Regions from separate parts of the Homo sapiens genome. Here region 2 is linked to region 1. Evidence: read pairs that join two places in POLR2A ChIA-PET (ENCODE). Cell type or tissue: GM12878. All regions are shown on one strand. Links, peaks and the distances in the headings refer to the core of each region. The heading gives the core; the rest is flanking DNA.

Evidence for each region. ChIA-PET counts read pairs that join two places held together with the same protein. Peaks named below come from ENCODE experiments on the same cell type or tissue, not always from the same donor. Only the 100,000 strongest peaks of a DNase experiment are listed, where the experiment ranks them.
Region 2: POLR2A ChIA-PET joins it to region 1 with 5 read pairs; 4 of 35 experiments call an interaction of 5 or more read pairs at or near these places.

What each region holds. Positions count from the first base shown.
Region 1 is chr4:40,619,691-40,624,081 of GRCh38, reverse strand. The region is part of intron 1 of RBM47 (RNA binding motif protein 47); the gene reads left to right. Among named protein-coding and RNA genes, the nearest start is that of RBM47, 8.0 kb to the left of the region's middle. RefSeq lists silencers at 584-633, 1,954-2,033. In GM12878, for the core only: a CTCF peak has its summit at 989; DNase peaks (open chromatin) are centred at 961, 1,631, 2,171 and 2,571; H3K4me3 peaks cover 2,708 bases; H3K27ac peaks cover 3,324 bases.
Region 2 is chr4:40,431,111-40,435,501 of GRCh38, reverse strand. It overlaps RBM47 (RNA binding motif protein 47), which reads left to right. Exons shown (of 7, transcript NM_001098634.2): 6 at 2,640-2,851. Among named protein-coding and RNA genes, the nearest start is that of RBM47-AS1, 7.2 kb to the right of the region's middle. RefSeq lists an enhancer at 1,514-1,783. In GM12878, for the core only: no CTCF peak of the experiment used is centred there; a DNase peak (open chromatin) is centred at 1,841; H3K4me3 peaks cover 261 bases; H3K27ac peaks cover 1,644 bases.

The sequences.
Region 1 (4,391 bases), core at 87-4,086:
CCAGGAGTTTGAGAACAATCTAGGCAACATGGCAAAACCCCATCTCTACAAAAAATACAAAAATTAGCCAGGCGTGGTGGTACACGCCTGTAATCCCAGCTACCAGGGAGGCTGAGGTGGGAGGATCCCTTGAGATCGGGAGGCGGAGGTAGCAGTGAGCCGAGATTGCGTCACTGCACTCCAGCCTTGACAGGGCAAGACTCCATCTAAAAAACAAACAAACAAACAAACAAACAAACAAGTTTATACCTCTTTGTCTGCTATTTAATATCCTTTAAAAGGCTGAGAGTTGCCAATAAGCAATGATGAGGAGGAAAAAAGTGCATTTTTTCGTAATTAGAAAAAACTTATTAGGTCATTACTAGAAGGAAAAAAGTATGTTTTCTCAAAATTAGGGAGAGTGAAGAGCTGAGCGTGGTGGTTCATGCCTGTGGTCCCAGCTACTTGGGAGGCTGAGGCAGGAGCGTCGCTGGATGACAGGCGCTCAAGGCTTTAGTACGTTATGATTGCGCCTGTGACTAGCCACTGCACTCCAGCCTGGGTAACATAGTGAGATCTCACCTCTAAAAAATACGGAGGGTCAACCAAGAAATCCAAGAGTGAAAGGGCAGTATCAGGTGAATATCAATGAATCACAGCAGTGTGGCTTTTCTGGTGGGCTGACAGTGTACTCTTAGTTACTAAGAAAAGAGATGAGGAAGGACAGGTGGCTGAAGAAGTATTAGAAGAATTGCCTCTAGTGAAATCCTATTTGCAGAGCAAAGAGAAATCCAATAACAAGTTAGCCCTTCCCATTTGGTGCAAACAGTAGTTTGGCCCAGGGACCTCCTTTGCTTTTTGCTCCACATTGTGGGCTCCAGCATCTACCTCAAGGTATATGTCAGTTTGCCAATGAGTAAACAGAAACTGCCAGCTCATATGATACGGACAAGCCCAGCCTGAAACCTAGGAGTCACTTCTCCGGTGGGAACTGCAGGAGGCACACAGACCCTGAAATTAAATGGTAACACCCATGTTCTCATACACCCTGGTCATGTATGAAAGGTCTTGCCCTTTCTCCATTGGCTAGAGCTAGTCACGGAAGGGTGGATACGTCTGCAGAATCTGCTTATCTGCTCCCCTGCTTCCACCTTTGTCCTCACCGCTCTCCCCGCACACTCCTTTCTTAACCCAGTATCCAGAGTGACTCTTTTATTTTTTGAGATGGAGTCTCACTCTGTCACCCAGGCTGGAGTGCAGTGGCACGATCTCAGCTCACTGCAACCTCTGCCTTCCAGGCTCCAGTGATTCTCCTGCCTCAGCCTCCTGAGTAGCTAGGATTACAGACATGCACCACCATGCCTGGCTAATTTTTGTGTTTTTAGTAGAGATGGAGTTTCACCATGTTGGCCAGGCTGGTCTCGAACTCCTGGCCTCAAGCGAGCTGCCTACCTTGGCCTCCTAAAGTGCTGGGATTGCAGGTGTGAGCTACCTCACCTGGCCAGAGTGACTTTTTTAAAACAGAAGTCAGCTCGTGTCAGTCCCCTGCCGAAAACTTTCTAGAGCTTCTCTATCTCACTCAAAAGCCAGTGAATGACTTTATTTCTAGTCCCATCACCTCTTTAACCTCGCCTGCTACCACACACATCCTTACTTCCTCTGCTTTAACCACACTCCTTTTCTTGATGGGGTGTGCCCAGCACATTCATACCACAGGGCCTTTGCACTGGCTGCCCCGATGCCTGAACCATCATCCCCAGACATCTCCATGCTTCACTCCTTCACCTCCTTCAAGTCTTTGCTCTGCCTCCTCCAGGTTAAAACAGCAATTCCTCCTTCCTGCCCGCATCCTCTGTCTCACTACCCTGCTTTCTCTCTGGTATTTATCGCTTTGTAGCATACTATGTAATTGTGTGACCTATTATCTGTCTCTCCCTGACTAGAATGTCTACTTCATTCATTGGTGTATCCCAAGCACATTAGAGGAGCGTCTGCCACAGAGTAGGTGCTCCATAAATACTTGTTGAATAAATGAATAAGACACACAGGCTTTTACACATTTCAAGCGTGACTGAATGCGTTTTACTCGAAATACAACCACGAACATACCTTTCTGAATGAGCATGGGTTTTCTCCCAGACCTCTCCCAGGAGGCTGCCATGTTTTCTGTGGTTTATTTTCTCTGCCACCACAAGTCCTTGATGGAGGCTGATGACTAAGTAACGTGCAAGGCAGGGCCAAATGTGGGGATGTCGCAATCGTTTCAGCACTTCCCCATTTCAGAGCTTCCCTGTTTCCAAATCAAAGCCTCCTCTTTGGCAATCTTTTTGTGATTTACATCTAAATGTGTAGCCCTCTGTTTGAACCATTTTGTGAATCGCATGCCCTACAGATAATTACACTTGACTGACTTATGTTACTATATTGTTTATCACCTTTTCTACTGTCATTTAATTATAATTAATGATTTTCTGAAAGTAACTGTCAAGACAAATTTTCTTAACTATCTCTTTTCACCTTTGAGGTTTCCACAAGTGCCAATTGCTGCTACAGGATTCCATTTAGATTGTTCTCAGCTGCAGAGCTCAATTAGGTATTTTTGTCTTGACCTGGCATGAAACGGAAGTGCTAGAGTCATTGTTTGAGTCTTTAATTTTTCCCCAGAACCTTTGTACAAATACTTGATCTTGCCTTTACAAAGTGGCAAAACAATTCTCTGATCTGTCATGTTTGTTTGCTAGCCCTGGCTTCGTTCTCTCCTTTGGACAATTACCTAGGTTTGGCAAAATTGCTTTTCGTGGCCTTTGGAGGCACAGTTCCCTCTCTGCGTTCATTTGCCTTGTTTAGATCCATAATTCACTGAAAAAGGCTTCCTCAGTTGCTGTTAGAATCCTGTGGCTACTAGGCTTGGGGACCCTAAAACCATCTTGAAGGTAGTACAGACTCCAGGAAGGTTCTTTGCAGTAAAAAAAAGGCAATAGTACATAAAGTCTGCTGAGGGTAGATGAAGAGCCTGGATTTAGTTATTTCTGACTATTGTCAGTCATGGTTTGTGGCTGATTTAGAATTATTTGGATTTTGGGTTTTTTTTTTTTGTTTGTTTCCTTCTAAATTGATTTGGAAGACATCATCACAATTTGTTGAGGAGTTCAAAAAATACACAGACAAATTATGCCTAATAAACAAAGAGCTAATGTTCATAGTTCTTTCTGCAAATCATCTTATTTCTTATCATATGCACTGAATGGGACATTAGAAATGAATAGGGGGGCCGGGTGCAGTGGCTCACGCCTGTAATCCCAGCACTTTGGGAGACTGAGGTGGGTGGATTGCTTGAGCCCAGGAGTTAAAAAGCAGCCTGGGCAACATGGCGAAAACCCTTCTCTATTAAAAAAAATTTTTTAAAGAAAAGAAAAAATGAATAGCATATAAATGTTAAATTAGACTTGTCTTTGGTAATATACTATATAGAGGGAGCTGGTGGTAATTATTTACTAAAATATAGAACCAGTAAATATGAATTAAATGGGTTTATAAACTAGACACATTGAAAGGACTTATTTTTCTTGCCCAGATACAGACTTTTTGTTTTTTTTTGAGATGGAGTCTTGCTGTTATCGCCCAGGCTGGAGTGCCATGGCATGATCTCGGCTCACTGCAACCTCCACCTCCCAGGCTCAAGCCATTCTCCTGCCTCAGCCTCCTGGCTAGCTGGGATTACAGGCGCCTGCCACCATGCCTGGCTAATTTTTGTATTTTTAGTAGAAACGGGTTTCACCATGTTGGCCAGGCTGGTCTCGAACTCCTGACCTCGTGATCCGCCCGCCTTGACCTCCCAAAGTGCTGGGATTACAGGTGTGAGCCACTGTGCCCGGCCCAGAGTTTTTTTTTTTTTTTTTTTTTTTTTCATACTGAGTCTCACTCTATCGCCCAGGCTGGAGTGCAATGGTGTGATCTTGGCTCACTGCAAACTCCGCCTCCCTGGTTTAAGCGATTCTCCTGCCTCAGCCTCCCGAGTAGCTGGATTACAGGCATGAGCTATGAGGCCTGGCAAATTTTTGTATTTTTGGTAGAGACAGGGTTTCACCGTGTTGGCCAGGCTGGACTCAAACTCCTGATCTCAAGTGATCCGCGGCCTCGGCCTCCCGAAGTGTTGGGATTACAGGCGTGAGACACCGTGTTTGGCCTAGATACAGACTTAACTGCTGTTTGAGCAGCTACTGTGTGCTGGACACTGGATACGAAGTACCCAGTGGTGAATAAAGATTCTCCGCCCTCTGGGACTTTCTTTGTTGGGTGGAGATGAGATTTAGTGTTCTGAAGGAACCAGGAACCCACAGGTACTACACAATAGTAGGTGGGAATCCCATAGGTGAGGTCATCAGAGAAGGCTCCTCCAGGGAGGTGGGGCT
Region 2 (4,391 bases), core at 163-4,162, 190 kb after region 1:
ATCTCGGCACACTGCAACCTCCACCTCCCGGGTTAAGCGATTCTCCTGCCTCAACCTCCCGAGTAGCTGGAACTACAGGCGCGCACCACCATGCCTGGCTAATTTTTGTATATTTAGTAGAGATGGGGTTTCACCACATTGCCCAGGCTGTTCTCGAACTCCTGACCTCAAGTGAGCCACCCGCCTGAGCCTCCCAAAGTGCTGGGATTACAGGCATGAGCCACTGCACCTGGCCTTTGCTGAAAATTTTTGCAGCTAATTCCCTGGTTTCTCATTTCCAGCACTCATTTCCTCCTCTAGTTGGATCAGTAGATTGGGAGTAGGGATGCTCAAGTATTTCAAGCCAGGGACCCTGAACTTAGCCTTCACCTCCAGGCCCTACAAACCTGTTTATTAATGTCATTAGTGCCCATGACCATCTAATGTGAGGCCGGTCTTCTGATCCGAACCTGCAAAAAACATTAACTCCATTGTGTGAGTCTATCACAAACTCACGTAGCACCCTGCAGAAGCATCCAAACACATGGAAAGCTCAGTCCGTGGGTAATTGGCACGACCCTCCTCCAGACCCCTCCTGGCTTCAGCAGGAGGAAGTTGAAGAACTGTTTGGAGCCCAGCTACTCTGATTTTCTTCTGGTTGAGATTGTACACTTCTCTCCCTAGCTAAAATAGAGTCAAGGAATCTGTGCATTTGGGACATAGGTACACATTGGCCTCATAGAGTTAAAAAGCATTTCCCCAATTGAACTTTCTTTTGATGATTCTAGTAATGATTTTTTTTTTTTTTTTTTTTTTTTTGCCTGTGTAAAAATTCTGCAATTTCTGCAGTTAAGTGACTCCTTAGACTAGATTGCCTTTTAAATGTCATTGGCACTGTGGGCAAAGTAAAACTGATCCCACAGCTCTGTAACTTAATAAAATAGAGCCTGGATATGGGAGTCGTCGCTTCTACTTGTTGAGAAGGGAACTCCCTTTGGCAAGTTACGGTAGCTTAAGGTTTAACAAGAGAAAAGAACTGTTAAATAATCTTTAACTATGTAAAGTTGTGTCCTGGAGCCTGAGGTAGAAATTCCTGTGGGCTGATAGCCAGAACAATTCATTTACTTCATACAACCCCTTGTAGCTTAAACTCACAACCCTCTCTGGGCCCCATCGATTGGCGTCTATTTCTGATCATCCAGAAAATGAGAACATTGTATTTTAGGAGAGGCACCAGGGTGGTGGTGAAGTATCTGGGCACAAGACCAGTGGAAGATATGGTTGGAAAGGCAGGTAAAAGATTTGATTAAGGTTTTAGGTATATTTTATCGAATGGCTGTACCATTGTTTAGCTTACAATCATTTGTCTCTTTACCTTTGATTGAGTCTGTCCTATTTAGAATAAATGTACCTACAGTTGGAGAAAACCAGAAATAGAAAGATTCTTTGTGTACACATTTCATATTTTTGTTTGTCCTTTCAACACACACACACACACACACACACACACACACACACACCCCCGCCCCACACACACACACTCACACAAAAGGGCTGATATCTTTTCCTTTTGATCTCTTCTTACTGTACCTTGACATTCAATAGCTGCTGTTTGAATCTCTGGTTGAAATCATAATTTTGGACTTTACTTGCAGAAATTCTTTGAATTGGGAGGTCCCACTAAAAGCCAATCACTCCACATCTTCACTACTTTGCGTGGGCATGAGGAAACTGGGGAATGTGCTATTTTTTTTTACCATGTGTTTTTCCTTGAATCGGTAATGTTGAAATCTGAAATACAGGGTGGGGAGGATGTACACAGGTCTGAGTTCTCAGAATGAAACCCTCAACAGCACCTGTTTCTTAAATAGTGGTGAAAGTGAAAAAAAGGCAGTGCGGCTGGTAATGAGTGAGGTGAGTAGGAAGGAACAGGCAGGCCCAACTCTCACAGGCAGTAGGCTTCAAGCCTCTGATCTCACTTCTTCGTCTAAGCCTGTTTTCCCATAGTCAGAGGCCCTTTCTTGCTCAGTAGGACATCAAGAATAACATTCAAACTGTGATTTTTCTGTAGAAATAGTAGAAAATATTGGTGCAAAAGCCTTACTCTAGGGGTCTCTTCCACAACAGGCAGGGGGAGTTACCTGCCACCACCCATCCCTTCCTCTAGGGAGCAGGCATCTGGGTACATGGCTTGTACTGAGAGAACAATAGTGAGCATGGAGAGGCCCAGGACCTCTAAACGTGGTTTTAAAAAATATCTTAGGCTGGGCGCGGTGGCTCACACCTGTAATCCCAGCACTTTGGGAGGCCAAGGCAGTTGGATCGCTTGAGCTCAGGAGTTCAAGACCAGCCTGGGCAACGTGGCGAAACCCTGTCTCTACAACAGCAAAAACAAAAAGCTGGGCAAGGTGGCCTGTACCTGTAGTCCCAGCTACTCAGGAGGCTGAGGTGGGAGGATCTCTTGAGGCCAAGAGATTGAGGCTGCAGTGAGCCTTGATCGCACCACTGCATTCCAGCCTGGGCCACAGAGTGAGACCCTGTCTCAAAAAAAAGAAAAGTTTTTAAAAAAATAAAAATAAAAAATATCTTAGAGCAAGTGCTGGACCCCACTCAGCGACTGAAAGTGATTGACCTGTTTTTCCTTCTTGCTTCTCTTGCAGTAGCCATCCCTGCCATTGGGGCTCAGTATTCCATGTTTCCAGCAGCTCCAGCCCCTAAAATGATTGAAGATGGCAAAATCCACACAGTGGAGCACATGATCAGCCCCATTGCTGTGCAGCCAGACCCAGCCAGTGCTGCTGCCGCCGCAGCCGCGGCCGCAGCCGCCGCAGCCGCTGTCATTCCCACTGTGTCGACGCCACCACCTTTCCAGGTAGAGTTCTTATTGCAGGCATTGTCATTTGTGTGTGAAGCCTCTCTTTAACATGGATTCATTTAGTATTCAGCACTGAGAATTTACTGTGTGCCTGGCTCTCTGTTACAGCTATGGTTGGGTGACACAAAGCATTTTGAATTTGAAGCATGACAGAAAAAAAAATTTTTAATTAATTGTACTACCCTAATAATATCATTGTATTAAGGGTGGTAATCAATATGCAAAAATTATGTGTAATTTTTCACAGTGTCATAATATTGTGCATATATTTTTTTAAAATAGCACTGGATAATTTTTAGCTCATATTGTTAAAGAGCTGACACACAAAGTCCAGGGAGTGATTTCACATTTTCACATTTCAAACTGCAGCTCAATGAAGATTTTTTAAAAAAATGTTAACCCCCGTGTGTGTGTGTGTGTGTGTGTGTGTGTGTGTGTGTGTGTAAAGAGAGAGAGAGAGAGAAAGAACATCTGTATAGATACGTAAAATTTTGTGCTGGGTACAGTGGCTCATGCCTGTAATCCCAGCACATAGGGAGGCCAAGATGGGAGGATCACTTGAGGCCAGGAGTTCAGGACCAGCCTGGGCAACATGGTGAGACACTGTCTCTACAATTTTTTTTTTTTAAATTAGCCTGGCATGGTGGCATATGCCTGTAGTCCCAGCTACTGGGGAGGCTGAGGCAGGAGGACCACTTGACCAGCCTTGAGGTCAAGGCTGCAGTGATCTGTGATTGCACTACTGCACTCCAGCCTGGGCAACAGAGTGAGACCCTGTCTCAAAAATAAATTTACAAAATATGCCCATAATCCTCTCTTCCAACCATATCTCCCACTGTTCCCCTATCTCTTCCCAAACTCATCTTACCATGTTGGCCTCCTTCCCCACCTTTTTCATAGTGTATCCTGGTTTCTTTATTCTCATCTCTTCCATAGAATCTTTCCCATCCACCTCCTAGATAAATTTTCTCTCTCTTTTTTTTTTTTTTTTAGACGGAGTCTCGCTCTGTCGCCCAGGCTGGAGCGCAGTGGCGCCATCTCGGCTCACTGCAAGCTCCGCCTCCCAGGTTCACGCCATTCTCCTGCCTCAGCCTCCCGAGTAGCTGGGACTACAGGCGCACGCCACCATGCCCGGCTAATTTTTTGTATTTTTAGTAGAGACGGGGTTTCACCGTGTCAGCCAGGATAGTCTCAATCTCCTGACCTCGTGATCCGCCCACCTTGGCCTCCCAAAGTGCTGGGATTACAGGCGTGAGCCACCGCGCCCGGCCATGAAATTTTCTCTCTTGTACTCCTGATTACTACATCATTACTTGGCCTATGGCTGCCAGTGTGTTCTATCTCCCAAGGAAAATGAAGCTCCTACAGACCAAAGACTGTGTCCTGTTTCTTTGTATCTTCACCTTATAGGACATAGGGAGGACATCCATTTAACAGAAGAAAATCTTGTTAAAGCTGTTTTCTGTGAGGCAGTGAATCATGAATACCGATCACAAGTACTCAGGCCCAGGATCCCTTATCCAATTGAAAAAGAATT